Regions from separate parts of the Homo sapiens genome. Here all the other regions are linked to region 3. The links are chromatin contacts, found by Hi-C or POLR2A ChIA-PET in ENCODE. All regions are on one chromosome and are shown on one strand. The core of a region is the stretch at or near the end of the contact, and the rest is flanking DNA. Distances in the headings are between cores, read along the strand shown.

Region 1 (3,972 bases), core at 1,473-3,972, 710 kb after region 3:
AGGAACTCAGTCCTGCCAACACCTTGATTTTAGCCCAGTGAGACCCATATTGGACTGTTTGTTTATTTATTATTACTATATTTTTTTGCCCCCTCACAGGACAAAGCTAAAACCTTGTTGGACTTTTAACCTACAGAACTGTAAGATAATACACTTGCATTATTTAAACCCACTAAATTTGTGGTAATGTTACAGCAGGAATAGGAGGCTAATACAGTTGGTGTGGGGGAAGATCAAGTGTTCAGTTTTGGATGCATTCGGTGGCTGAACACGTTAGACGTCTTAAGTGGAGATGTTCAATAGGCAGTTGGATACATGACTCTGGAAATCATCAGGGAGGTATGGGCTGGAGATGTAAATTCTTTTTTTGTTTTGTTTTGGTTTTGAGACGGAGTCTCGCTCTGTCGCCCAGACTGGAGTGCACTGGCACAATCTCGGCTCACTGCAACCTCGACCTCCTGGGTTCAAGCGAATCACCTGCCTCAGCCTCCTGAGTAGCTGGGATTATAGCTGCCTGCCACCACGCCCGGCTAATTTTTTTGTATTTTTAGTAGAGACGGGATGTCACATGTTGGCCAGGCTGGTCTCGAACTCCCGACCTCAGGTGATCCACCCGCCTCGGCCTCCCAAAGTGCTGAGATTACAGCTGTGAGCCACCACGCCCGGCCTGGACATGTAAATTCTAGAGTAGAGTTGTCAGCAAAGACAGAAAAGCCAAAAGAATGAATGAGATTAATAAAGGAGTGAGTGTACATAGAAAAGAGGTCTAAGGACTGAGCCCTGGGACACTTTATTCTGGCAACTGACAAACAGCTGGTGGTTTAAAGCTAGTGAGGACACCAAAACAGAGGCATACACTACCAACATGCAAGTGCAGAGCTAAGCAGTAGGTCAGAGGCAGATGCATAAACAAGGCTCATAAGAACGGCCAGGTACTGAAAGCAAGAGTAACAGATGTCAAATACAGGGAAACCGTTTTAGCCACAGGAATAGGAATCCAAGAATAGGCTGGACAATTGGAGTGAGAAAATTTAAGTGCAGAGTCAGGGGAATATATTCTAGAGGTCGGCAAAAATGGGAGTTGGCCCTTAGGCAGCTTTCTGCCTTGGGCTCCTATTGCATCTTTAATTTGGTTTCTGTCCTCTATGGGTGTCTGTGTCTCTCTCTCTTTTTGAGATGGAGTCTCACTCTGTCACCCAGGTTGGAGTGCGGTGGCACAACCTCGGCTCACTGCAACCTCCGCCTCCCAGGTTCAAGTGACTCTCCTGCCTCAGCCTCCCAAATAGCTGGGACTACAGGCGCCTGCCACCATGCCCAGATAATTTTTGTATTTTAGTAGAGACAGGGTTTCACCAAGTTGGCCAGGCTGGTGTCGAACTCCTGATCTCAGGTGATCCGCCGGCCTCGGCCTCTCAAAGTGCTGGGATTACAGGAATGTGCCACCACGCCCTGCTAATTTTTTTTGTTTTTAGTAGAGACAGGGTTTCGCCAAGTTAGCCAGGCTGGTCTCGAACTCCTGACCTCAGGTGATCCACCCACCTTGGCCTCCTAAAGTGCTGGGATTACAGGCGTGAGCCACCACGCCTGGCCGACTGATCTGCTTTCTATCACTGTGGTTTTATTTTTCTAAAATTTCATATAAATGGAATTGTACAACATGTACTCTGTGTCTAGATTCTGTCACTCAACATAATCACTGTTAGATTCACATTTGGATTGTTTCCAGTTTGGAGTTATTATAAATAATGTAAAATTGGCCCTTTTTAAGTGAAGATGGTGATCGCAACTAAATCAAGTTGGGTTTTATTTTTATTCCCCTCCCTGTGGGACATCAGTACCTGGGGAGAAGGATCCTTTTGCTAAAATAAGGTGATGAAAACAAATCTTGTATATTTTAGTCATATTACTCCTTTAAATATCAGTATCTTGTGTTTATTTATTATTATCCTTCTTTTTTATATACAGGGTCTCGCTCTGTCGCCCAAGCTGGAGTGCAGCGGCGCGATCATGGCTCACTGCAGCCTCGAATTCCTGGGCTCAAGATCCTCTCTTCTCAACCTTCCCGAGCAGCTGGGACTACAGGCGTGCGCCACTGAACTCGGCTAATATTGTAGTATTTACTAAGTATCTGTAAATCCTAATCAATATAAGGAAAATAAAGTTTTTTAAATGTTAGGCTTTTTCTTTTAGTTGTAGGAAAATAAATGCTAAAGCCTCTGAATTCAATGATAAAAAATACAAGTCGCTCCCCTAGTGAGGCAAAATTTGGACGGCATTGAGTTTATCTGATGGAAACTAAGCGTGAAGAACCTATCTTTCGACCTGGAAAACTCTGAAGATGAAAGGATTCGATTTACTCACAAACAGGGACCCTGAGATAGCTCTGGCCCCTGAACGCCCAACAAAAGCGGGTAGCTGCTTTGTATGCCGGGATTTGTAGTCCCCGACAGAGTCACTTCAAGATGGCGGAATTGCTAATGACGCGCGAAGGGGCGGGCCCCGAGGGAGTCTGGGCCGCGAGGGGATTGGGTGGCGCAGGAACTTGGCGGGCGGGAAGTAAAAACCAGGTGTTAAAACCTTTGCACTGGGAAAGGCCCAAGTCTCGCGAGAGCTTGGCAGGACCCAATGGAACGTGGGGCCCGACTTATCACAAGGGGCATTTGTTGGGGGCGGAGCTTTGACGGGAGCTTCCCGGGAGCCGTTTGTGCCCGGGGTAACCCCGTTCCGGCCAAGCCGCTTCAGCGGGGGACGTAGCCATGAAGGAAGAGAAGGAGCACAGGCCTAAGGAGAAGCGAGTAACCCTGTTAACCCCCGCCGGGGCCACAGGCAGCGGTGGTGGGACCTCGGGGGACAGCTCCAAGGGGGAAGATAAGCAGGATCGCAACAAGGAGAAGAAAGAAGCGCTGAGCAAGGTGCCCGGTCGGCCGCTGGCCCGGGAGAGGGCGGGACGAGTCCGCAGCGCGGGGAGGATGGCTGGGAATGGGGCTGCCCCCTTTCTTTCTCAGGTTCTCCTTCTATCTCTTCGCCTGAATGGAAGTCGCATCATCCTGGTTCATCCATTCACCCGAAATGGGGAGAGCCCCTCCCGGCCAAATCCTGGGTGGGGGTGAGGAAAAGAGGGGACTCCCCAAACGGGAAGGGTTTAGGTCAGAGCTGTGAGATGATAATGGGAGGGAAGAGCGACGGTATAAAGAATGAGGAACTAAAGGTGTAATTGGGGAGAAATATTAAATAGTGAAGGAGACATGAGGGATGGGAATATTATTCATGGAGGCGAGTTGGGGGAGAGTGCAGGGTGATTAATGGTACAGGAGGGTAGATCGAGAGCATCCTATTTTGAGAGCAATGGGTAGATTTTTTGTATTCGTTAGAGTTTTGAATTCTTAAGTTCAATGGGCAAGGATTTTGTTTTAAGATGTGTTGGACGTGGGAGAAACTTGTTGCTAAATCAAGATTTCGTGGCACCCACAAAGACCAGCGTTGGCTTACTAAGTTATTGCCACTAGATCTGTTAAAAAATGGGTGATCGAAAATGATGCACAAACCTGGTAAACTGCAGGGCTGCTGTAAAGAGCAAAACCTGCGATTTTTCCTTGCTCCAGGTGGTTCTCATTTCCAAGGGTTTTTTTAAACCGCGTTACTATTATGTTTGACTAATTCTGAGCATTGGGCTGCAGAAGAATATTTTCTCCTGGGTTTTTACAAGTGATCTCATATTTTAAAGCCCAGCCTTCTTCAGGAACTGTGATTCTTTCAGGTATGACAGAAAACTGATTTGTACTAATTTTATTTTCCTTATGCATTTCTTAAGGTGGTAATTCGAAGATTACCTCCCACTTTGACCAAGGAGCAGCTTCAGGAACATCTTCAACCTATGCCTGAGCATGATTATTTTGAGTTTTTTTCTAATGATACGAGGTAAAAAAAAAAAAAAAAGGAAAGGGGTAAATGAAAAAGGTTTCTTTCATTCTT
Region 2 (3,563 bases), core at 902-3,401, 950 kb after region 3:
GATTTTCACTGGGTTGAGACAAAAGGAAGAGCTTCATTCATTTATGCATTTAATTCAACAAATATCTCTGGAGTGCCTGCAGGATCAAGGTATAGGTGCTAAGACCAAAACAGATGAGTTCCATGCTTTCATGTAACTGACATTCCAGTGGAATACAGCAAGAATACAAAAAGGAAAGAAAGTGGTTTTTCTCTGTTGTCCTGAAATTGATTACAAGCTGGGTAGGGAGAAATAGCCCTATGTAAAACTAAATGTGCCACCAGCAGTAGGACCACTGGATGAGGTGGCTTTGACTCAGTGCCCTCTTTAACTCTCTAATGACATATTTCTAACTATATGACACCTTATGCGTAGGGGTGTATTGGACTGAGAAGAGCAGAAGATAACAGCACTTTTCAGTTTCAGAATTCTGTATTTCCATGTCTGTCTTTCTCTATGGTGGGCATTCATGTTTATTGAGGTAATGTTAGTCTCTAAACCATCAAATCAAAGAATATAGTACTACGAAGGAAGGTTAGAGATAATAAATTCAAGTAATGATTGTACGAGTGAGAAAAATAAGGCCACAGAGGTGAAGTGTCTTGCCGAAGGCTGTAGAGATAGTTGTTGGCAATGATGAGATGAGAATTTAGGTCACCTGACTCCTCATCTAGTGTTCCCCCAGTCATTTGCCTTTGCACTGCTCTGTTTTCTTTCTTTCTTTTTTTTTTGAAACAGAGTCTCACTCTGTTGCCCAGGCTGGAGTGTAGTGGCGCGATATTGGCTCACTGCAACCTCTGCCTCCCGGGTTCAAGCGATTCTCCTGCCTCAGCCTCCGGAGTAGCTGGGATTACAGGCGCCTGCCACCACGCCCGGCTAATTTTTGTATTTTTAGTGGAGACAGGGGTTTCACCATGTTGGCCAGGCTGGTCTCGAACTCCTGACCTCAAGTAATCCTCCTGCCTCGGCCTCCCAAAGTGCTGGGATTACAGGCGTGAGCCACCGCACCCAGCCTGTTTTATTTTCTTCACAGCATGTATCACCTTGTGAACTTTTTAAAAACATTTCGATTGTTACCCCAATAAACATGAATGCCCACCACGGAGAAAGACAGACGTGGAAATAAATTATGAAAGTGTGTAAAGTGCTGTTATCTTCTGCTCCTCTCAGTCTAATACACCCCTAACATAAAGTGTCATATAATTAGAAATACGTCATTAAAGAGTTAAAGATGGTAGTGTGTTAAAGCCACCTCATCCAATGGTCCGGCTCCTGGTGGAACATTTAGTTTTATGCAGGGCTATTTCTCCCCACCAAGATTGTAGTCAATTCCAGGACAACAGAGAAAACCCACTTTCTTTCCTTCTTTTTTGTACTCTTGCTGTATTGAGCACACAGTAGGTGCTGTGTAAATTCCCGCCGACAGACACTCATTGATTAACTGCTTTCGTGACACAGGTTGGCAGATAGGGACTGAAGTTATTGAGTGAAGCTGACTCCGGGTGGAGTGATACATTTGGCTACAGTGATTGAGCGGCTCTACCTTGCAGTACCCTCTTCTGTGGGCCCCTTTTGTATCTTGTAATCTTTTGCACTTAAGTTGATACGTGAAATACAGACTTGCAATCGTGATCAGAACTGTGTAAACAGTATCTGTGTTCGTAATTGGGATACAGTATGGACTTGAAACTGGCTAACTTGAGAAGCGGCGCTGTGGATGATTTTCTTGGCAAGTGTTTCATTTTTACTACGTTTCCGCAGTAAGCTATTACACAAAGCTAATGATGCACGATGCACAGAGCATTTCAAGCTACTCTCTGAAGAAAAGGCACCTCGGGGAGCTGACTGTTTTGTTTTGTTTTAATGTAAAGTCCAGTGCAGACCTAAATCCCTTACAAGGAACATGGTCTCACTGTCGCGCCGCTTAAAAATCCAGGGAAAAGCGTCAGACGAGCCGTGGGCTACCAACATTCATCTGAGGGCACCTTCTAACCATATTCTCGAACCTCAGAGAACCTTCCTAAATTCCCTTTCTGGAGTCCCCGCCCTCCGCTTGTCACCGTAGTGCGTCAAAGGCCCGTAGTCGTCACTGGAGGGAAAAAAGTACGTCGCGCGAGATTCTGCGACGGGATTTGGAAGTTAGGGAACAGCCGCGGCGCAAGCGCACTGGCCTCACAACCCCGGACGGCACGCGGGTAGGTAGGCTAGAACCTAGAGGAGGGGAGCAGAGCGTGCTGGGGTCTTTTATCGCTCTCCGCGCAGTGCGTGGGTCTGCGGATCCGTGGAGGTGCGGAGCCTGACTCGGCCTCCCCGGCTCGCGCGTGAGTGCGGCGGAAGCCCTTCTGCTCCTCCACGAGTTAGAGGAGTGTAGGGGACGTGCATCCCAGTGTCGGGACGCGAGCTCGTGCTCCTCTTTTCCTCCTAACGGTGGCCCCCACGCACACACTCCAGTCCCCCCGAGAGTTGATCTTCTCCCCTCAGCGCGCCCCTCCTTACCCGGCCCCTCCCACCGGCCCCCCGTTTCCGCCCGCTTGCTAGCTGCCTAGCTCGCGGTCCGTAGTCGGCTTCGTCCCTGGGGTCCCTGCTTGGGGGCGGAGAAGATGGCTGGAGGACGTCTGCTGTTGGGGGGCGACTTCCTGTCGCGCCGCCGCTGCCCCCCCTCCCGCCGCCGCCGCTGCCGCCCCTCCCGCCGCCCCCGCCCGAGCCAGTGCTGGAGCAGTGGCGCTATAGCCACGAAAGTGACTGGCAGTGGGCTCTGCGGCGCAGCTTCATCTGTCGGCACCTGCACAGCTATCCCGGGGCTGCCCTCGACCAGCTCCTCGCGCTCTCCGCCGCCTGGACCAACCACGTCTTCCTGGGCTGCAGGTGAGGAAGGTGTGGGTGTCGGGTTAGGGACGGGGGTGAGAGATCGGTGATGGGGGATCGGGTTAGGGACGGCGCTGGAGGGATCGATGATGGTGGTTGGGATAGGGACGGGGGCGGGATGCGGAGGATAGGTTGGAGGCTGGAGATTTGGAGGTGCTGGAGGGCACTAGAGGGATCACTATTGGCCTGGGGGTGGGGTGGCCGACTGTGGTGGCTGGGCATGACATAACAGCTAGGAGGGTGCAGAGATCGCGGAAGCGGCCTCTCCAGGACCAGGGATGGAGATGAAGCAGCGCCTAGAAGAGGATTATTGAGAGGTGGTCATTGTAGTTGGTGGCGGTATTAGAGGACGTGGGGAATGATGAATAGCAGCATCTCGGACCTGCGTAGGGCCTTCCAAGGATGCAGTATCCGCAGAGAATATATTCGACAGTTGGAGTTGTGGGGGAAGGGCGAGGGGACCCCACTGTTCTAGTCTCCTCCTGACCACTCTCTTTTTCCATTCCTCTTAAATACCCCCCTCTACTTGCAGCCCCCTAGCAGGGTCTTACTGTCTTCTCCTGGGGAGGCGGTACGTATCAGCTCTCTGAGCCGCAGCAGCGTCAGCCTTGCTTGTAGATTTGCGCATAATGTGTCTGGACTCAAACAAAGAAATGGATATATCTACTGTAAAAATGGATTGCCCTCTTTTTACCCTAAATGGGATCAGAAGGATTAAC
Region 3 (4,088 bases), core at 1,589-4,088:
AATGGCTAGCACTTCATATACCCTCCTAAAGATTTTAACTACATGAATTAGAACAACCTTGTTCATTAAATCCTGAAAATGAGTCAGTTAATCCTCCCTTATAAAGACACAGCATTATTTTATTCACATGCAATGAAATACTCAATTCAATAAGCATTTACCCTGCATTTACAGTGGTTCAGCATTTTGTGAACTGTGAGACACGATAAAGGAAAGTTCAATGTATTAAGGTGTCTTTCCTGGCCTTAAGAGTTTACTGTTTCTATTTGGGCAGCAAGAACTATATGGTAGGCCCAGCACTTTGGGAGGCTGAGGCAGGCGGATCACTTGAGGCCAGGAGTTCGAGACCAGCCTGGCCAACATAGCAAAACCCTGACTCTACTAAAAATACAAAAAAAATTAGCAGGCGTAGTGATACATGCCTGTAGTCCCAGGTACTCAAGAAGGCTGACGCACAAGAATCGCTTGAACCCGGGAGGCAGAGGTTGCAGTGAGCCAAGATTACACCACTGCAGTCCAGCCTGGGCGACACAGCAAGATTCTGTCTTCAAAACAAAACAAAATGAAAAAAACTATGTGGTATATTCAAAACAGATAGGAGTGCTTCCATCTGTCTCCTTTCAGGCCCCCATCTCCCTTCTCAGCGGTTCTAAGTTCCATTAGAGCCTTGCTTTCAGCAGGCTGTCATCAAATAGCAATGATATTGTCTAATAATGCCAAAGGTTGATTTGCATTTTAATCAGGGACTTTTCAAGACACAAAAACAAGTGGGCCTGTTTAAACAAAGTTAGAAAGTTGATTTATTTGCAGGGTTCTGATTCACCTATCACAAGGTATACCATACAAGCTGCTTTTACTCCACTCACAATCCTGTCACCCCTGGTTTGTAAAAGCTCTGCTTGCTGGATTGTCTCCCTGCTATCTATGATCGCCTACAGAGTAGACTCCAAATTCTTGGCTTGGTGTGCCAGGCACTTTTGAGCCTCATCTTCCTTACTCCCAGCCAGACATCCTACTTCCCAGCCTCACTGCACTTTCCATGTTTCCATAAACAGGCCTGGCCCTTTCACTCCTTGCTTTGCCCTTGTTTCCGTTCCCCAGAATGCCTTTCATCCTGTTCCCTCTTCTCTTTTTGGCAACTCCCACTTTGAGACACAGCATAAACATAATCTCTGTAGAACTCTTCCTATTCCAGATTTCTCCCAAATTTCTTGTTTTGCCTCTTCTGACAGCACTTTGTATATATGTCATATTATTGTTATGGAAATTAGTTTTGAAACTATCTTCCCCTACTGGCTTCTCAAGGGCAGAGACCTTGCATAGTCTTACCATACATGCTAACTGAATGCTTTTGCAGTTAGAATGATCAACAGGTTGGCAAATTTAGTTTTTGATATTGTGTTACCTCCCTCTGAGAATGCCCCAAGGTTAAGTAAAAACTCCCAACAGGGAATTTACAAGGTTTATTGTTGCTAATTTAACCAAACTTAAAGATTTTTTAAATCAATAATCAATTGTAAAGCATGGGGTCATGAAACACATTAGTAGAAAACACTGACTTTTGCCGATATGGTTCTAAAATGTCTCCTTTGGGACAGCGTGTAAACTGAGATTTGGCAAAAGAAGGAAGTGGGTCTTAGCTTTGTTGGGTCTATAAATTACTGAGTTAAGGACTGATAGAGTGGGGGTTAGGACGATCCTGGGCATAGTGCTGGGTGGGTGAGGGGTTAGTTACCTTTCCATTTCTTCGCCTTAGAATACACACTTAATTTGGCCAGCCAGCTTAGAAAATGCTCCTGGTAGTAAGATAAAAGGATTTACAGCTACATGAAAGAGAAAGGCATCAAAATTCAGGCCTTATTCAGCCTTGGGTCTGTGGTGCCTTGAGATAAAAGAGAAACAATTTATACCGGCACCGAATTAAAAAGTCCTTTTCTTCCTATCTTAGCTCGTTTTCTTCTCCTTTCCTATCTTAACATAGGGACATTCCTCTCCAGCAGCGGGCATAATGGCATGATTATGTTTTCCTCTATTTAGGGTTACTCCCCTAGCCTTGCAACCACTCCTTATTCTTTCATCTCTTTCAAAGTTTCTATTCTCCCGGACCCTTACGTTTTATTCCGTCCCTCCCTCTCTCCTCCTCTTCCTCCTCCTCCGTTTTCCCAGCTAGCTCACTCCGCCCCTCGCCGTCACTACCTTCCCTCCCCCGAGGCTCCTTCCCGCTCCTCCCGCCACCCCCCCCACCCCCTCGCCTTCAGAAAGCTCCAATCAGGAGCTCCGAAGGTGTCTCGAAGGCCCGCCCCCTCCTCCTATCCACTTTTCTTCCCCCCAATTTCTCCCTCCCCCCTTCCCCCCCCCACTCAAGTCCTGCGGACCTGGGGGCTTCGGGATCTGGGCGCTATGAAAAGTGTCTGCCCAGTCACTTCCGGTAAGGGCGCTGCGGCGCGAAGCTTCCCGCGGGACCGTTAAGGAGGGAGTGGGAGTTCCCGGTGGGCCAGGGAAGGAAGGCGCTGCCAGGAAAGGGGATCGCGAAGGGGAGCGGGAGCAGGAGCGAACTAGCGCGAGCGTCTGGGGCACTTTAGCCGCCCCTTTCCAGCCGCCCCCTCACGCGCGAGCTCCCCCGCCCCCCGGGCGGCTGCAGCGCTTCCCTCACCCCCACTCCCTGAGGTTGACACCGCCCCTCCCTCGGCGCCGCGTGACCGGAAATGGCGCCATCTTTAGCCTCTTGTGCTATTGACAATAACAAGCCCTGGTTCTTTCCCCCTCCCCCTTTCCCCCAACCACAGCCTCTCCCCTCCCAGGGAGAGGGAGAAAAGGAGGAGGAGCTGCAGCCTCACAGACTCGCTGAGTCGCTCCTGCAGAAAGGGGGGGAGAGAGATCGAAAAGCAGGGGAGGGGGACGGCACGGCCGTTTACCTGTCTGCCTCCTCATTCGCTCTCCCCCCTCGTTCTGCTCACTCCTGGTGTCAGCCTATCCGCCTTCCCAAACCCTCCCATTCCCCCGGTGTAGCCCCCCCCTTCACTTTCCTTCTCGTCCTCTGTGTTTCTCCTCTCTTCTTTCTTCCCTTCCCCCTCTAGCATTGCTACCTTCTCTCCTACACGCACGCAGGCATATAAACGTAGGTTTTTGATGCTCCTCTGCCTGTTGACCCCGCTATTTTCATGTTTCCAACAGGTTTTTCTTCCCCCAGTCCCTCAGCTGCTGCTGCTGCTCAGGAGGTCAGATCTGCCACTGATGGTAATACCAGCACCACTCCGCCCACCTCTGCCAAGAAGAGAAAGTTAAACAGCAGCAGCAGTAGCAGCAGTAACAGTAGTAACGAGAGAGAAGACTTTGATTCCACCTCTTCCTCCTCTTCCACTCCTCCTTTACAACCCAGGGATTCGGCATCCCCTTCAACCTCGTCCTTCTGCCTGGGGGTTTCAGTGGCTGCTTCCAGCCACGTACCGATACAGAAGAAGCTGCGTTTTGAAGACACCCTGGAGTTTGTAGGGTTTGATGCGAAGATGGCTGAGGAATCCTCCTCCTCCTCCTCCTCATCTTCACCAACTGCTGCAACATCTCAGCAGCAGCAACTTAAAAATAAGAGTATATTAATCTCTTCTGTGGCTTCGGTGCATCATGCAAACGGCCTAGCCAAATCTTCTACCACCGTCTCTAGCTTTGCTAACAGCAAACCTGGCTCTGCTAAGAAGTTAGTGATCAAGAACTTTAAAGGTAACCAAGGCCAAAATCCATAATCACCTAATAAGGATTTGACACTCGAGGGGTCACGTGCTCTATTTATGTTAATATATTAAACAGTTTGGAGGTGGCCTAATGTTTTATGCATAATCAATGAGGTGGAGGGGAGGTCCTTTTTTGGTGGAGGGTTCATTTTCCGGGGGTGGTTAGGATCCTTGTGCTGAAGCATACACCGGGTGTTTCTGTGCAGTATTTTGAGGTCTTTTTCAACCTATTGTATTTAATCTGTTATTCCTTATAACACTGACAATCGGTATGATTGATCCGGATTTTGCAGGTGAGAAATTTGTATTCTAAAGAGGTTTATTTATTTCAGGTGCATAGCGAGCCTTGGCATTGCTGGG
Region 4 (3,999 bases), core at 971-3,470, 620 kb after region 3:
TGGGCATGGTGGCACGCCCCTGTAATCCCAGCTACTCAGGAGGCTGAGGCAGGAAAATAGCTTGAACCCTAGAGGCAGAGATTGCAGTGAGCCAAGATCACGCCACTGCACTCCAGCCTGCTTACAGAGCGAGACTCCATGTAAAAAAAAAAAAAAAAAAAAAAAAAGAATAGGAATACTGATCCTTAACTCTATATTGCTGGGCTGGCATACAATGAGACTAGTTTAAGGAGCTGGACAAAGAGGGGATTACAAATTCCTTTTGCTGGATAGATAATAGAGGCTGGGTAGGGTATGTGGGAGGAAGCAGAAGGATGAAGAGAAATAGGTTAAAGGGTACAAACATACAGTAAGATAGAAGAAATAAATTCAATGGTTTTTGTTGTTGTTTTAAGACAGTGTCTCACTCTGTCGCCCATGGAGTGCAGTGGATCAATCACGGCTCACTGCAACTTCGATTTCCGGGCTCAAGTAAGTGTTCCTCCCACCTCAGTCTCCTGAGTAGCTGGCATGCACCACCACACTCGCCAAATTTTTAAATTTTTTGTAGAGACAGGGTCTCCCTATGTTTCCCAGGCTGGTCTCCAACTCCTGGGCTCAAGTGATTGGCCCGCCTCGGCCTCCCAAATTTCTGGAGTTACAGGTGTAAGTCACCATGCCCAGCCCCAAATTCAATGTTTGATATTGACAGCATGGTAGAGTGAGAGTACACTATTTTTTTTTGGAAACACAGTCTCACTCTGTTGCCCAGGCTGGAGTGCAGTGGTGCAATCTCACTCTCGGCTCACTGCAACCTCAGCCTCCCGGGTTCAAGCGATTCTCGTGCCTCAGCCACCCTAGTAGCTGAGATTACAGGCACGTGCCACCAGGCCCAGCTAATTTTTGTATTTTTAGTGGAGACAGGGTTTCGCCATGTTGGCCAGGCTGGTCTCAAACTCCTGACCTCAAGTGATCCACCCGCCTCTGCCTCCCAAAGTGCTGGGATTACAGACGTGAGCCACCATACCAGGCCGAGAGTACACTTAACAAAAATGTATTGTGCTCAGATAATGGACACCTTAAATACCCTGACGTCATCACTACACATTATATACATGTAACAAAATTTCACATGTATCCCATAGATTTGTACAAATTTAAAAAATAATAAAAAATTAGCTGTGCATGATGGCACATGTCTGTAATCCCAGCTACTCAGGAGGCTGAGGCAGGAGAATCACTTGAACCTGGGAGGCGGAGGTTGCAGTGAGCCAGGATAGCCACTGCACTCCAGCCTGGATGACAGAGGGAGCCCTTGTCTCAAAAATAAAAAAATAAAAAATAAAATGACACTTTTTGGGGAAAAAAATACAAGCCAGACGCAGTGGCTCACACCTATAATCCTAGCACTTTGGGAGGCCGAGGCTGGCGGATCGCTTGAGCCCAGGAGTTCAAGACCACCTGGGCAACAAGGTGAAACCCTGTTTCCCCCGACCCCCCTCAAAAAAAAAACTACCCAGGCTTGGTGTCGCATGCGCCTGTAATCCCAGCTATTCAGGAGGCTGAGGTGGGAGGATAGCTTGAGCCCGGGGAGGCGGAGGTTTGCAGGGAGCTGAGATCTTGCCACTGTACTCCATCCTGGGCGACAGAGTGAGCAGAGTGAGTTCCAGTCTCAAAAAAAAAAAACCTCCTTTTGCTGGGGCATATTGGTGGAGACGGTGGCTAGGGGATAAGTATGCAGTTTTTCTCTAGGCGGGAAACTTAATTGAAGTTTATCAGGCGCGAGTCATTAACAAAATTTGCGCCCTCTAAGCTAACACGGCAATATGGGGCTTAGACACCATAGCTAATCCCCAGTCGCGAAAAACCCTCCCGATTTGCTTGGGATTGGAAAGAAAAAGAAAATACACATTCATACTTTCATACATGACATACACACACACACACACATTTATATATAAATACACACAGAAAGCACAGGAAACACAAGCAGAATTAACTGTCTTGTTCATACGGCCACTCAGTGAAATGTATACTGTATATTGTGTTTGAAATATATACTTCCCTTCAAGTGTTTCAAGTTCAAGGCTGAGAAAGAACTTGGTCTCTTGCTTAGACTTGAGGAGCCTCACTCGGAACTGGAAGGATGCACGCAATCTAGTTGCCCCACCGGCTTATTTATATTGATGCACACATCGCTTCCTGTCGGTGACGACCGCCTAGATCCGGGGAAGGGTTTTGCAGAAGTACCCAGAACTGTGTCCAAGGTTTCCTCAGATTTGGGCTGTTCCGCAGCGGCAGGTCCCGGGAACCAAGGCAACAGACATCTTCCTAGGCTCGCGAGAGCGCCCCCTTGTCCCACGGCTGCTGGGGCCCCCCAGTAGCCATGGCTCCGGTGTCCGGCTCACGCAGCCCGGATAGGGAGGCCTCGGGCTCGGGGGGAAGACGTCGCAGTTCGTCGAAGAGTCCGAAGCCCAGCAAATCTGCCCGCTCCCCGCGGGGCCGCCGCTCTCGCTCGCACTCTTGCTCTCGGTCCGGGGACCGGAATGGACTCACCCATCAGCTGGGTGGCCTCAGCCAAGGCTCCCGAAACCAGTCCTACCGCTCACGCTCGCGGTCGCGTTCTAGAGAGCGGCCCTCTGCGCCCCGGGGCATCCCCTTCGCTTCTGCCTCCTCGTCAGTCTATTACGGCAGCTACTCGCGCCCCTACGGGAGCGACAAGCCTTGGCCTAGCCTCCTCGACAAGGAGAGGGAGGAGAGCCTGCGGCAGAAGTGAGTGAGACGGCCGCACTTTCTCTTGTACGAGCCTACGTGCCTTTGGAGTCCGATCTATCATTCATTCCGCTTCTGACTATTCGCATTTCGCTCACTCTGCTTGCCTTGCGCCCATTTTCATCCCTTTCTTTAATCCACCCACGACAACCCTTTATTCGTCCTTTTCATTTTCCCTTACCCTCAGGCCCCTTCATATAGTGCCCTGGTCTCCCGCTACCCCCTTCCGCCTCCTGTCTTGTTAGCGAATATTGCCGAGAGTTCAGACCTACCAGAACTGTAGCATTTACCTGGTTGTGTCATTATCATTCGTGAATATATTTGTATTCCCCACTAGACTGAGCTCATGGAAAGGAGGAGCCAGTGAACGGAGGAGAATTCTGATCACAGAATTCTAAGTGCCTGGTACTTTATAGGCGCTCAACCATTGCTTGTTGAATGAAGGAACTTACAGGTCTGAGATAACAGGATATTTATGTAGAAACGTTTTGTGGGGAATTAGGAAGGAATGAAATCAAGGGTTTAAGTTGGAGAGGAAATAAACCTTCCCCTCAGACAAGACGATTAGATGCATGTAGGAAAAGTGATCTGATAAGCTATAGATGACCCCACTTTGAGGAAGGTCTTGTTAAGTGGTCTCAGTCTTGACCTCGAAAAATGACGCCAGGATGAGACTAGATCTCTAATCAAAGTGAGTATTGGAGTGGAAAAATGCATAGCTTGGGGATTGTTTTGTTTTGTTTTTGAGACAGGGTCTAGCTCTGTCGCCCAGGTTGGAGTGCAGTGGTGCAATCTTGGCTCACTGCAGCCTCCACCTTCTTGGGCTCAAGTGATCCTCCCACCTCAGCCTCCCTCATAGCTGGGACTATAGGTGCGCACCACCACACCCGGCTTATTTTCGTATTTTTTGGTAGAGACAGGGTTTCACCATGTTGCCCAGGCTGGTATCGAATTTCTGGGCTCAAGTGATCCTCCCACGTTGGCCTCCGGAAGTGCTGAGATTACAGGTATGACCCCACATGCCCTGCCGAGCCTGTCCTTTTCATCACTATACTTTATTACCTCCCACTGCCGGAAGAAAAAGACTCAAGACATCTCCCAACTGTTGGAACTTTAACCTACCTCTCAATGCCTGTAATATTTCTAAGTTTCTCATTTTTTTAAACATATAAGTGCACGTAAATAACTTAGTACAGTGCCTGACACATAATTTAACAATAAACAAGATATTAAGACTTACACAGCAAT
Region 5 (4,026 bases), core at 1,189-3,688, 600 kb before region 3:
GATATCTGCTTGAAGCTTTATGAATCACATGACTTACAACTGTCTTCTACCACCTGATGGTGAGAAGTGTTTGAAAATTACAGGTCAGTTACTAAAAAGTAAATAAAATGTTGGAACAATTAAAAATATAGAAATGTTGAAAAAATCAAAACTACAATCTCAGGCTGACACCTTTCTGACATCACCCAACCTTTGCACAGGTTTGTGCCCTAAATTTCCAATATAAATATAAGTGGTTTTCAAACTTACCAAAATGCCCGGGCAACCCTTTCTTCAGTTAGATTCAATATACTGTACTAGTTAAGGGCACTGTCTGAGCTCAAATCCCAGTTTTACCACTTCCTAGCTGTGCAATCTTGAACAAGTTACTTAACCTCTCTGTGTTTTAACTTATGGAAAATGAGGATAAGAACATCTACCCCACAGGTTTTTTGAGAATTAAAGGATATAGGCCAGGCGCGGTGGCTCATGCCTATAATCCTGGCACTTTGGGAGGCCGAGGCGGGTGGATCACCTGAGGTTAAGAGTTCGAGACCAGCCTGACCAACATGGAGAAACCCCATCTCTACTAAAAATACAAAATTAGCCAGGTGTGGTGGCACATGCCTGTAATCCCAGCTACTCGGGAGGCTGAGGCAGGAGAATTGCTTGAACCCGGGAGGCGGAGGTTGCGGTGAGCCAAGATTGTGCCATTGCACTCCAGCGTGGGCAACAAGAGTGAAACTCTGTCGCAAAAAAAAGAAAAGAAAAAAGACAAAAAAGAATTAAAGGAGATAATATGAGGTGTTGAGAACAATATCTGGCATAAAGTTAAGTATTATGTAGGTGCTTGCTATTATTATCATTCAAATAAAAAATTTACCAGGAAATTGAATGTATGCATAAAAGAGAAAAAAGTGGCCCTGCTCTATTTGAAGAAAACGTGCTATAGTCCAAACTACACCACAACCCAACCCACCCCATCCCTGCAATCTGCACTAAATGATTTTACGTCTTGGGGTTAAAGAATCATGTCAACAGAAATTCTAGTCAAGAATAAATCATCTACTACTAATATCACAGAATGAGTTAATTTATCCTGGAAGGGTCAGTCACCTTGGAAGGTAGAGAGTGGGGCTCTAATATTAAAAAAAAAAAAAAACTGAACAAGTTGTTACACACACACACACACACACACACACACACACACACACACACGGATAAAAGGAAGAATCCATCTGGAGCATGGTCGAACAGCCAGTCAGAACAGGTCTGCAGAGAAGCACTGTAGGGAAATAATGCTGCAGCTGAGAATGATGATAGATAACGATCGTTGAGGGGTTACAATATGTTAAACAAAAGTTGTTTATATGTGTTTACTTGTCAAGACTCACAACAAATCTATGGGGTAAATGTTTTTATCATCCTTTATCAGCCCATTTTATAGATGTGGATAATAGGCACAGAGTGACTAAATAACTTGCCCAAAGTTATGTAGCTGGCAAATGGCCGAACTGAAATTCAAACACTGACACTATTAGTCACACACAAACCCAACATCAGTTGATATCCTGAAGGAGACCAAGGCAGGGCGAGACACAAATCACTGAGAACACCCAATTGTGCTCAGTACTACTCTGGTCTTATGTAACAAAGTCATCATACATGTGCGAACTCTGGAACCAGACAGATCTATGTTCAAATTCTTGTTCCACTGCGTACAAGCTGGGGCTGTGTGATCTTGAGCAAGACACTGAATTACTCTGGGCCCCAAGTTGCTCAATGTTGTCTTGAGAAGTAGACATCGTGGGTACAAATCACCTAGCACCTTTTCACATAGCAAGCTTTCAACAAACAATATTATTGTTGATACTTTAATAGTTCAAATTGTGGTATCCATTACCTACCTCCCATCCCAATTTAGAAATTAACATCATCCCCATAGCACAGAAAAGGACACAAATAGACTAAGTAATTTACACAGAACTGACAGCAGGTCAGCCCAGGGCAGGAAGTCAAATCCAAAATTTCCCAGTGTCCAATTTAATCATTTGCAACTTTCAGCTACCTCTGCCAAATTCTCAAATTGTTCCTCTTCCTAAGTCTGTCTTTCTCACCCAAAGAAGAACGTGAGCACTTGTAACCAATGTCAGATTAAGATTAGAAAGATTTTCTGAGTGACAGGACAATCCTCTTGCATTTTCTGGGGGAGATTGGTTCCTGCCAACCAACTGGCAGGAAAAAAAAGGTGACAGCAAGCCGCATAAGTACAAGTATCAGTGGGTGGAGAATGTCAGAAACAAAGAAAACTCTTTAAAATGTTAAATGCAAACTCATTTACTGGTGGCCATAGATAAGATGGCAGAGTTTACTATTGACAGGGACTGTGACAGTGATGAATGAAACCATTCTGGAACTGTGAAGGAAAGTGGCCTGCTGTGAAGGGGGGAAGACATCTGAAGAGGAGCGGGAGGATGCTGTAGGCGGAGGAACAGGAAGAGAACCAGAACTAGTTATGTGTGGGCTGAGGCATTTTCAGTGGCAGAACAAAAAATATAGAAATAATGTTGCTTCTGGTACTTAAAAACCCCCAGGCAGGCATCAATTCCCACCCACCCCTAGTCCCCCACACTAAAATCAGGGACACTATGGCTTCAAAGGGAGAATGAGGGGGAAGGGATAAATGGGTAAGATGCATTTCTACAAATGAAATTAAAGAAAGTCAGTTATCAAATTCCAAAAGGAAGAAAAGGATCCCAAGACAGGGCCAGTATAATGGATGATGTAATCTGCGAACACACAAACGACTATCTCTCAGCACTTAAGGACTATTATAGAAGGACTAGAGGAGTTGGAAAGTCATTGTTCTGAGTTCTTTTCACTTCTCAGTTAAAAGACAACGTGCTGCCAGAAATAAACCAAGTCTGAGTCATAGGTGAAATTGAAAGAAAGTGTTGAAATGAACGGTGAGTTATGGAAATGGGTTTATTTCTCATAAATGAAAATAAAGAATTTTGGTTCACCACATTTCTTTAAAAACTATTGGGGAGAAAGAGAACTCTGCACACTACTTTTTTCAATATTTGACTATTTTAGTGAATATAACCATGTGTTTTAAGTTCACTTTCCCTCAACACAGCTTCGGTATTCATGTTCCTCAAGCAAAGTTGCATTATGTCCTCTGAAATACTCTCATGCACACTGCAAGCATTTATTTGGCTCCTACTGGGTGATAAACATGGATAGTTGGAGAGACCATATCAACAGGCATGAAGCTCGTAAATCCTAATTAAAAGGTGAAGTCTCCACTGTAGGCAAGTTAAAAATAAAAGAGGCCCTAGGGCTGAATGTCAAATATAAGAGAAGGCAACTCTAAAAACCAAGGTAATTTTCATTGACTAGAGTGGTCATGGAACATGTAAGAGAAGATGAGCCTTTAGGAATAGGTCAGATTTCTAGAGAGAGGGGGGAAAAAAGGAGAAAGACTATTTCAAGATGTGAAGGTCCTTCTACCACAAAATTTTCTTTTTGACTGAAAAATTCCTATCTTGCCAAATTAAAAGAAAAATATCCAAAAGTTCAAGTTTCCTAGGCTTTTCAAAACTCCTTTTAATAGCTTTATTATCTGCCATTTTTCACCTTTTTAAAATTCAAAAATCCATTTCTTGGCTCTTAATCTTTTGTTAACTTAAGTAGTCCTCAAATCTAAGCATGTATCTGAATCTCGTGTTTAGCTTATTAAACAGGCAGCTGCTATATGGTCTCTGATTTCAGCCCAAGCAGGTACCTGTCTGGGTGAATTCTGTGGCAGATTTTCAAGGAGGGCCAGATTTTGAGAAACACTGGTACTATTCCTATTAATAAAAATGTACCCCATAATGTAAGCCTCTTGATAGCACTAAGCCAGAAGGAACTTGGAGAATAAAAATATAGATATTTAAGATGTGACTCCACATCCTCCTCACCAGCACCCCTAACCTCCAGCTGTTTTATTCCATGAAATACAGAACAACTGAGTTATAAAAATTATCCCCCACCCCCCAAAAA
Region 6 (3,855 bases), core at 612-3,111, 770 kb after region 3:
TTGAATTCGGCCTTAGAAGGTGACTGGTGGTGTCATGAGCTAAATTATGTTCCCCCAAAATTCATGTGTTGAAGCCCTAATCCCCAGGACCTCAGAATGTGACTTTAGGCCGGGCACGGTAGCGCACTCCAGTAATCCCAGCACTTTGGGAGGCCGAGGCGGGCGGATTACTTGAGGTCAGGAGTTCGAGACCGGCTTAGCCAACATGGCGAAACTCCGTCTCTACTAAAAATACAAAAATTAGCTGGGTGTGGTAGTGCGTGCCTGTAGTCCCAGCTACTCGGGAGGCTGAGGCATGAGAATCACTTGAACCCGGGAGGCGGAGGTTGCAGTGAGCCAAGATTGTGCCATTGCACTCTAGCCTGGGCAATAAAGGGAGACTCAGTCTTGAAAAAAAAAAAAAGGAAATATGTGCTATAGTAATACATGGGCTTCTTAACATAGTTCTATTTGTGAACTTATAACTAATGTAATTTAAAGGGAGTGTGTAAATAATATATGGAGACATCTGCATCAACTGTAATGTAACATGAAGCCATCTATGGTTTCTATTAGTGACCAAGTCACGAGTACTGCTAATGCCACTGTGGTCTGTTGCCTACATTCCTAAATAAAGAAAGCATTACATTTCATTAAATTTGGTGAAAATAAAGTTGTATTTTCCCATTCAAGTTCATGGGATCCTCTGAATTCTATACATGGACTCTTGTGGACTCCAGGTTAAAAACCCTTGCTGTAATCCGTTGGTGTAAAAATGCTTGAGGTGACTGCAAATATACATGGAGGTTTTTGCGTTTATTTATTTACTTTTTCTTTTTTGAGATGGAGTTTTGCTCTTGTTGCCCAGGCTGGAGTGCAGTGGCGCAATCTCGGCTCGCTGCAACCTCCGCCTTCAGGGTTCAAGAGATTCTCTTGTCTCAGCCCCCGCAGTAGCTGAGATTACAGGCGCCCGCCACCACGCCTGGTTAGTTTTTTTGTATTTTTAGTAGGGACGGGGTTTCACCATGTTGGCCAGGCTGGTCTCGAACTCCTCGTTTCAAGTAATCCGCCCGCCTAGGCCTCCCAAAGTGCTGGGATTACAAGCGTGAGCCACCACGCCCAGCTTATTTTTATGTTTATTTTATTTACTCATCAAAAAGGAAAGGTTTTTGCTTTTAAATGGGGAAAAGGATGAAAATGGGGAACACTAGCATCCCAAACGCATGTTATTAATTATTGTACATCTTGCCAAAGGCGGGCTACAATGTCAGGCTGGACTTCTAGCAGCCAAGGAAGAGGTTCTGTCCCTAACTTTCTGAGTTGAAAACTTTGATTGGCAACCTTCCGCCTAGTCGAAAACCCCTAGGCTTACATAAGCGTCCACGTGGTCCAACCCCCTCCAACTTCTCCGGCTTCCTCCGACACGACTGTCCCTTCCCACACCTCCCAGCCAGGCCGAAATGACTCGTAACCCTCTGGGAAAATGGCACTTACTCTCCGCCTGCCGAGCTCCGACCCGGCGTTCCGAGTCCCCGGCGCCCGGAGGTGACGGTCGCTTCCCCTGCCCTCCCTTAGGGTTAGTCCCGCCCAATCGGCTCCTTAATTTTTCGGAGGGGCTTCTACTTTGGCATTTATCACGGGCTGTCTGCCTCACTTACGAAGCAGGGTGCCCCTAGCACACTGCCGGGCCCCTGGGGGAACGCACTTAGGGAAGCGAAGCAAAGCTAACTGCATTTGGCAGAAACCAGCGCGCTTTCCCACGGCGCCACGGGAGCGCACCGCTAGACAGAGAAGGCACTAGAAGAGGCGGTCGGTGCATAGCGTCACCTCCTAAACTCCGCCCATCGGAAGCGCCTTCTAAGCTCGTTCTTCCGCCAGCTTCCCTCCTCTTCCTTTCTCCGCCATCGTGGTGTGTTCTTGACTCCGCTGCTCGCCATGGTAAGTCCATCGGCCCCCATCGGCCCCGGGGTGGCTTCCCAAAACCCGAGGCCGCTGCCAGGAAATGCCTGGGCCGCGCGGAGCGTTGAGGGGCGGGAGCCTTTTAAAGGCTTTTTCAAGAAAATATCCAGTTCGGCCACTGTTGTCTTTCGTGGCCTGGAGGGAAGCTAGTGAGCCAGCGAGCAACCTGGAGAGGGACGGGCTGCGCTGCGGCCGCGGATTCAAGGGGGCTCTTTCTTTGCCCGGCCGCTGCCGAGTCGGGCAGGGATTCCGGTTTCCCTTCGCTTGTAGCGAACTCGTTCTGGAGGCGGGGGGTGGGAGGTGGCAGCCACCCCCGAAATCGTGGCCTGACTGTGGGCTGCCCGTGGCATGCGCAACGTGGAGGGTAATCAGGAGGGTATTGTGGGCTACTGGTTTTCGAAAAGGGTTTAGCTTGGCGTGGAGAAGCGAACCGCATTTTTAGATCCCAGGACTTTTGTTTAGAGGACGTTTATTCAGAGACTTGAGCGTCACCCCGTGGAAGCGCCTAGAACAAGGGGTGTTTTGCGAACCTGTGTGTCATTCTGGCCTTCTTAGTAAATGGCAGCAGCGAACCAGTCACTCTTTACTGGGAAATGTAAAATGTTGATTTCTAGATATGGAGGCGATAAGTACTGGTATTTTATTACTTGTCAAGTAATTTATTACTTGACAAAATTTACAACTGCTACTGTGGATGGGGGACGGGGTGTAATCTTTGCCTTCTTTGTATTGGCTCCCATTATTATGCAAGGGTATGTTCGTCCAGGTTGGCCAGGCATTAAACCTGCATCCGTGCCAATTTTGCAAGATTATTCTGTAGATTTGGGGGAGTATTGGGGTTGGCCTTAGATGAAAGCCAAAAGATGCAACTAGAAATTGAGACAGTCATCCTTGGAAAAGTGACATTTCATTTATTTTTAAATTTAAAAGTTTATTTTTTTAGCCAGTGAAATTTAGCAGTAGAGATAGAGTTAGGATTAATACCGAAATGGTGAGTAGGTTAGATCTTCTGAATGTCAGGGACTTTCCCTAAGTCTTAATTACCCTCCCAATAACACTTGAAAAGTACGTACCCCTGTTTTACAAAGTAGAGCACTGAGATTCGTTGACTTGCAAATGGTAGGTAGGTGGTTCTGTTTGACTCAAAGCTGTGTTCTTCCCAGGAAGCCAGATTCCCTAGCCATTCCCAGTGTGGTCGTCTGAGTCCTTGGGGGACCACAGGGTAAATTGAAAGGTAGCCTCTGGCTGTGGAGCAGAAAGGACCTGGGTTTGAATCCTGGTTCTGCACATTGATGCTCTGATTTTGTGCATGTTTCTTAACCGGATTCCACTTATTTTATCTGAACGATGGAAACTGTGGTATCTGCCCCCAGAGAAGTTGTGAGGGTCAGAGACTTGCTTGGCTTGATGGCTTAGCATTGAGAAGATTTTGGGGCTGGGGTATGTGTTAAGCACTCAAATGTTGGTTTGAAGGAGTTCTTGACTTTGAATCATTCGGGCAGGCTCTAATATTGTCTAAATTGATTGCATTTTCTTCCCAGTCTTCTCACAAGACTTTCAGGATTAAGCGATTCCTGGCCAAGAAACAAAAGCAAAATCGTCCCATTCCCCAGTGGATTCGGATGAAAACTGGAAATAAAATCAGGTAAGACCTCCATCATACTGCTTGTATTTTGCTAAATGTAAGAGCCACTGTGTCTGGCCAGGGTTACTTTTTGAGTATAAATACATGATTAAAATTGCATGCAATCCAATCCACCCTTTGACAGCATTCTCAAATTCGTTTTTAAAAACGTACTTCCTTTGTTTCTGCACTGCATCCAGCCCACATCTGGGCTTATGGGCAGATAATTCTCCAATACTTATTAATTTCCTGGTCATCTTCAGTCTGAGCTAGGTCATAAGGTGGAAGGCTGT
Region 7 (4,081 bases), core at 1,172-3,671, 690 kb after region 3:
CTCTTCTATAAATGGGTAATTGCGATAACTAGCTACCTGTTGGAAAAAAGTAAAGTTAATCCTCCTTTCACATTATACTCCAAAATGACCTGTAGATGTAACCAAATAACTAATTTTTTAAAGAAACTAACAATATTAGGAGAAATTATTTTTTAAAAGTATTTTTATGAGCCAGGTATAGTGGCACACCTGCAGTCCCAGCTCCTCCGAAGGCTGAGGCAAGAAGATCACTTGAGCCTATGAGTTTGAGGGCCAGCCTGGGCAACACAGCAAGACTGTCTCTATTTTATTTTTTGAAAGTATTTTTATAATCTTAGATAGAAAAGGCCTTTGTACGGGAGACATAAAAACCTAGAATCCAGAACAACAAAACATGATACATTGAATATCAAAATTTAGAACTACCTGATGAAAAACATCATAAAGTAAAAAAGACAAACAGCAGACTGGGAAAAATGTCATATATAAAATAGACAAAAAAATTAAAGTCTAGAATATATAAAGAACCATAGCTCAAAAAGAAAAAGACAATGGAACAGGCAAAGGATATAGGCAACAATCCACAGAATAAGAAATATATGACAGAAGAAAAACTAAAAAAAAAAAAGAAATATAAAAGATTAAATATGTAAAAAGATGCCAACCTCACTAGTAGATAAGAAAATGCTAGTTATATATTAGCACTGTATGACCCTTGGCAAGGCATTACCAGAACCCACCTCAACCCTGGCAAAAGGCTGGCATCAGAGTGGCATCTTACCTTTGACACATAGTAACGATCAACTCCAGAGATGCGCCTATCTCTTTCCATCAGACTCCAGTGATACCCAAAATGAGCAACCCTTTTTTCCTTCAAATAAGAGACAATTATTGTTGCAGTTTATAAAAGTGAGTGACCCAATTGATAGATACTACAATTTTTAAAAGGGACATTCCAGAGAAATGGAATCATCGTTTAAATAAAAATGCAAATTAGTAGTACAAAGAACAGAATCTCCTAAATAAAATCAGACCACTAAACTTTAGGATTAAGTTGGTACCTGTGACTTTTTACACTATTTTAACCAACATGAATTTTTTTTCCTTTTTTTTTAAAAAAAAAAAAAAAGAAATATCTAGTTGTTGTCTTTTGGGACACTAAGAAACAACAGCTGTAGATCACACGTGAAGAACAATAACAAAATCAAAAAGTAAATAAATTTATATCCTGTACTCTTGAGATGATGTGAAGGACTAGGAAGAGGGGAAAATGAATCCTGATGTAAAAAAACAAGATCTCGCAGTAAATTCCTAAAGGCTTGCAAGAGAAAGTGGGGAATAAAAAAGTCAAGGGTGGCCGGTCGCGGCGGCTCACGCCTGTAATCCCAGCACTTTGGGAGATCAAGGCGGGTGGATCAACCGAGGTCAGAAGTTCGAGACCAGCCTCGCCAACATGATGAAACCCCGCCTCTACAAAAAAAAAAAAAAAGCCAGGCGTGGTCCCGGCTACTCGGGAGGCTGAAGCAGGAAAATTTCTTTCTTTATTTATTTTTTTTTGAGACGGAGTTTCGCTCTTGTTGCCCAGGCTGGAGTGCAGTGGCGCGATCTCGGCTCATCGCAACCTCCGCCTCCTGGGTTCAAGTGATTCTCCTGCCTCAGCCTCCCGAGTAGCTGGGATTACAGGCATGCGCCACCACGCCCAGCTAATTTTGTATTTTTAGGAGAGACGGGGTTTCTCCATGTTGGTCAGGCTGGTATCGAACTCCCGACCTCAGGTGATCCGCTCGCCTCGGTCTCCCAAAGTGCTGGGATTACAGGCGTGATCCACCGCGCCCAACCAGGAGAATCTCTTGAACCCAGAAGGCGGAGGTTGCAGTGAGCGATTCTCAGGCTTGAGCCACCTTTTCTAATCTACCTTCCCGGCCCCCGCGTCGCTACTCTGCCCTAAGGCCCACTCTGATACACCCAGAAACGCTGTTTTTCACTAGAGCAGGATGTAGTTTCTATCGGGCTTCGTTTCGCAAGCCTCGGCTTCTAGGCAACCGGAAGCAAGTAGAGGGCCGACCTCGGAGAGAGGGTTCGCAGGCTGACGGTCTCCCTGCCCACCACCCTTTTCGGAAATCAGCCCGTGGAGTCGGCCCCCGGGCCGAAGCCGGCTTACCTTGCCCCCGTTAGTGAACCTGTGGATGTACGCAGTAGCCAGTCCTGGAATCAACAAGCACACGCCCATGACGGAGAGTCCGGGGAGAATCTCGAACCACATCTCTGCCCCGTTACCTAGGCCAAAACCCTACTTCTGGGTCCTTGAAAGGTGACCTGGCTTCGCCTCTCTTCCCAGCAAGCCCCGCGGCCGCCCGCGAGCGGGGCGGTGCCACGTACGGCTCCGGAAGAAGCGACGGAATCTGCTAGGGCACAAGAGAGACGGGCGCTCGGGCTCTCGCAGTCCTCTTCCGTCAGTGTCTTTTGCTTCGACTCCCGGCGGAGCGCGCAACGTGGAGTGACGTGCAGGGGCCAAGTGCAACCCAGGCAGCCACGGCTGTTTCGGAGCTCAGGACTCTAAAATGGCAGAGCAGCTTTCTCCAGGAAAGGCGGTGGATCAGGTGTGCACCTTCCTTTTCAAAAAGCCTGGGCGGAAAGGGGCTGCTGGACGCAGAAAGCGCCCGGCCTGCGACCCAGAGCCCGGAGAAAGCGGCAGCAGTAGCGACGAAGGCTGCACTGTGGTTCGACCGGAAAAGAAGCGGGTGACCCACAATCCAATGATACAGAAGACCCGTGACAGTGGTAAACAGAAGGCGGCTTACGGCGACTTGAGCAGCGAAGAGGAAGAGGAAAATGAGCCCGAGAGTCTCGGCGTGGTTTATAAATCCACCCGTTCGGCGAAACCCGTGGGACCAGAGGATATGGGAGCGACAGCTGTCTATGAGCTGGACACAGAGAAAGAGCGCGATGCACAAGCCATCTTTGAGCGCAGCCAGAAGATCCAGGAGGAGCTGAGGGGCAAGGAGGATGACAAGATCTATCGGGGAATCAACAATTATCAGAAATACATGAAGCCCAAGGATACGTCTATGGGCAATGCCTCTTCCGGGATGGTGAGGAAGGGCCCCATCCGAGCGCCCGAGCATCTACGTGCCACCGTGCGCTGGGATTACCAGCCCGACATCTGTAAGGACTACAAAGAGACTGGCTTCTGCGGCTTCGGAGACAGCTGCAAATTCCTCCATGACCGTTCAGATTACAAGCATGGGTGGCAGATCGAACGTGAGCTTGATGAGGGTCGCTATGGTGTCTATGAGGATGAAAACTATGAAGTGGGAAGCGATGATGAGGAAATACCATTCAAGTGTTTCATCTGTCGCCAGAGCTTCCAAAACCCAGTTGTCACCAAGTGCAGGCATTATTTCTGCGAGAGCTGTGCACTGCAGCATTTCCGCACCACCCCGCGCTGCTATGTCTGTGACCAGCAGACCAATGGCGTCTTCAATCCAGCGAAAGAATTGATTGCTAAACTAGAGAAGCATCGAGCTACAGGAGAGGGTGGTGCTTCCGACTTGCCAGAAGACCCCGATGAGGATGCAATTCCCATTACTTAGGTTTCCCATAATTCTTAAATTTAAAAAATAAACGTTTTGTTCTTTTGGAAGTCTTACTTCGTGTCCTTCCTTTGTAGAGAAAGTGACAGAGCAGGCGGGTGGTGAAGTAGGGTCCTGGATTAAAAGCTTCAAGGTAGGTATAATCAGGATTTTTAGCCCTAGGATAACCATTTTGCCTGTGTTTCTTTTCAGAACACTTTGGCATAAATTATAGGGGTGGGAGTAGTTTGAGAAAAGAGCTATAATTTGCTCGAAGTAACCAAAGCCATGATGAAAGCAAGACCTCTGAGCCTGTTTATTATATCACATTTCTGTATCACTTAATAGTTTACAAAGTACTTTCATGCATTCTTTCTCTTGGGAGCCTGTACTACAAAATATACCCGAGCCAAGGTGTTGGGGAGAGGGGTTGTGTTTGGGGAACTGGTAGCTAGCACCACAGGCTTCACATATGGGAAATGTTCCTTGCTGTCTTGGTTATTTATTTATTTATTTGTTTTTGAGACGGA

The links. A loop is a pair of places that touch in the nucleus more often than their neighbours do. ChIA-PET counts read pairs that join two places held with the same protein, here RNA polymerase II (POLR2A). Pooled maps may share reads with other maps.
Region 1: a loop to region 3 is called in a pooled map, with 7 times the contacts of the local background. The contact joins the promoter of UPF3B here to the promoter of CUL4B in region 3. A Hi-C loop is called at or near these places in 7 of 50 pooled maps. POLR2A ChIA-PET finds 5 or more read pairs at or near these places in 3 of 52 experiments (A673, PC-3 and activated CD4-positive, alpha-beta T cell).
Region 2: a pooled map shows a loop between it and region 3 (6-fold over the local background). The contact joins the promoter of NKRF here to the promoter of CUL4B in region 3. A Hi-C loop is called at or near these places in 4 of 50 pooled maps. POLR2A ChIA-PET finds 5 or more read pairs at or near these places in 2 of 52 experiments (BJ and activated CD4-positive, alpha-beta T cell).
Region 4: a map of CD8-positive, alpha-beta T cell shows a loop between it and region 3 (29-fold over the local background). The contact joins the promoter of NKAP here to the promoter of CUL4B in region 3. A Hi-C loop is called at or near these places in 1 of 168 maps with a recorded cell type or tissue (CD8-positive, alpha-beta T cell), 1 of 37 single-sample maps with no recorded cell type and 11 of 50 pooled maps.
Region 5: a map with no recorded cell type shows a loop between it and region 3 (10-fold over the local background). The contact joins the enhancer-like site here to the promoter of CUL4B in region 3. A Hi-C loop is called at or near these places in 2 of 37 single-sample maps with no recorded cell type and 8 of 50 pooled maps.
Region 6: a loop to region 3 is called in a pooled map, with 11 times the contacts of the local background. The contact joins the promoter of RPL39 here to the promoter of CUL4B in region 3. A Hi-C loop is called at or near these places in 1 of 37 single-sample maps with no recorded cell type and 7 of 50 pooled maps. POLR2A ChIA-PET finds 5 or more read pairs at or near these places in 6 of 52 experiments (A673, BJ, CD4-positive, alpha-beta T cell and 3 more).
Region 7: a loop to region 3 is called in a map of ascending aorta, with 7 times the contacts of the local background. The contact joins the promoter of RNF113A here to the promoter of CUL4B in region 3. A Hi-C loop is called at or near these places in 1 of 168 maps with a recorded cell type or tissue (ascending aorta), 1 of 37 single-sample maps with no recorded cell type and 14 of 50 pooled maps. POLR2A ChIA-PET finds 5 or more read pairs at or near these places in 2 of 52 experiments (OCI-LY7 and activated CD4-positive, alpha-beta T cell).

The regions. Positions count from the first base shown.
Region 1 is chrX:119,851,713-119,855,684 of GRCh38, reverse strand. It overlaps UPF3B (UPF3B regulator of nonsense mediated mRNA decay), which reads left to right and starts at 2,722. Exons shown (of 11, transcript NM_080632.3): 1 at 2,722-2,912; 2 at 3,812-3,918. The coding sequence starts at 2,757. RefSeq lists an enhancer at 2,688-2,747.
Region 2 is chrX:119,605,012-119,608,574 of GRCh38, reverse strand. NKRF (NFKB repressing factor) reads left to right here and starts at 2,151. Exons shown (of 4, transcript NR_163972.1): 1 at 2,151-2,844. RefSeq lists an enhancer at 1,918-2,027 and a silencer at 2,568-2,617.
Region 3 is chrX:120,559,712-120,563,799 of GRCh38, reverse strand. CUL4B (cullin 4B) reads left to right here and starts at 2,838. Exons shown (of 20, transcript NM_001079872.2): 1 at 2,838-3,717. The coding sequence starts at 3,162. RefSeq lists silencers at 2,189-2,238, 2,539-2,618 and enhancers at 1,999-2,883, 2,592-2,886, 2,884-3,769.
Region 4 is chrX:119,941,972-119,945,970 of GRCh38, reverse strand. It overlaps NKAP (NFKB activating protein), which reads left to right and starts at 2,220. Exons shown (of 9, transcript NM_024528.4): 1 at 2,220-2,751. The coding sequence starts at 2,366. RefSeq lists an enhancer at 1,983-2,483.
Region 5 is chrX:121,159,988-121,164,013 of GRCh38, reverse strand. No RefSeq gene overlaps it. Among named protein-coding and RNA genes, the nearest start is that of GLUD2, 110 kb to the right of the region's middle. RefSeq lists an enhancer at 2,389-2,638. Within about 2 kb of position 2,438, at least 2 of the 41 ENCODE cell types and tissues checked have a DNase peak (open chromatin) inside an H3K27ac peak, as active enhancers do.
Region 6 is chrX:119,789,636-119,793,490 of GRCh38, reverse strand. RPL39 (ribosomal protein L39) reads left to right here and starts at 1,861. Exons shown (of 3, transcript NM_001000.4): 1 at 1,861-1,917; 2 at 3,480-3,583. The coding sequence starts at 1,915. It overlaps LOC107985694 (a long non-coding RNA gene), which reads right to left and starts at 1,775. Exons shown (of 3, transcript XR_001755949.2): 1 at 1,474-1,775. RefSeq lists an enhancer at 1,867-2,126.
Region 7 is chrX:119,870,073-119,874,153 of GRCh38, reverse strand. RNF113A (ring finger protein 113A) reads left to right here and starts at 2,421. Exons shown (of 1, transcript NM_006978.3): 1 at 2,421-3,679. The coding sequence starts at 2,541. The coding sequence ends at 3,572. NDUFA1 (NADH:ubiquinone oxidoreductase subunit A1) reads right to left here and starts at 2,322. Exons shown (of 3, transcript NM_004541.4): 1 at 2,141-2,322; 2 at 761-850. The coding sequence starts at 2,242. RefSeq lists an enhancer at 1,999-2,708.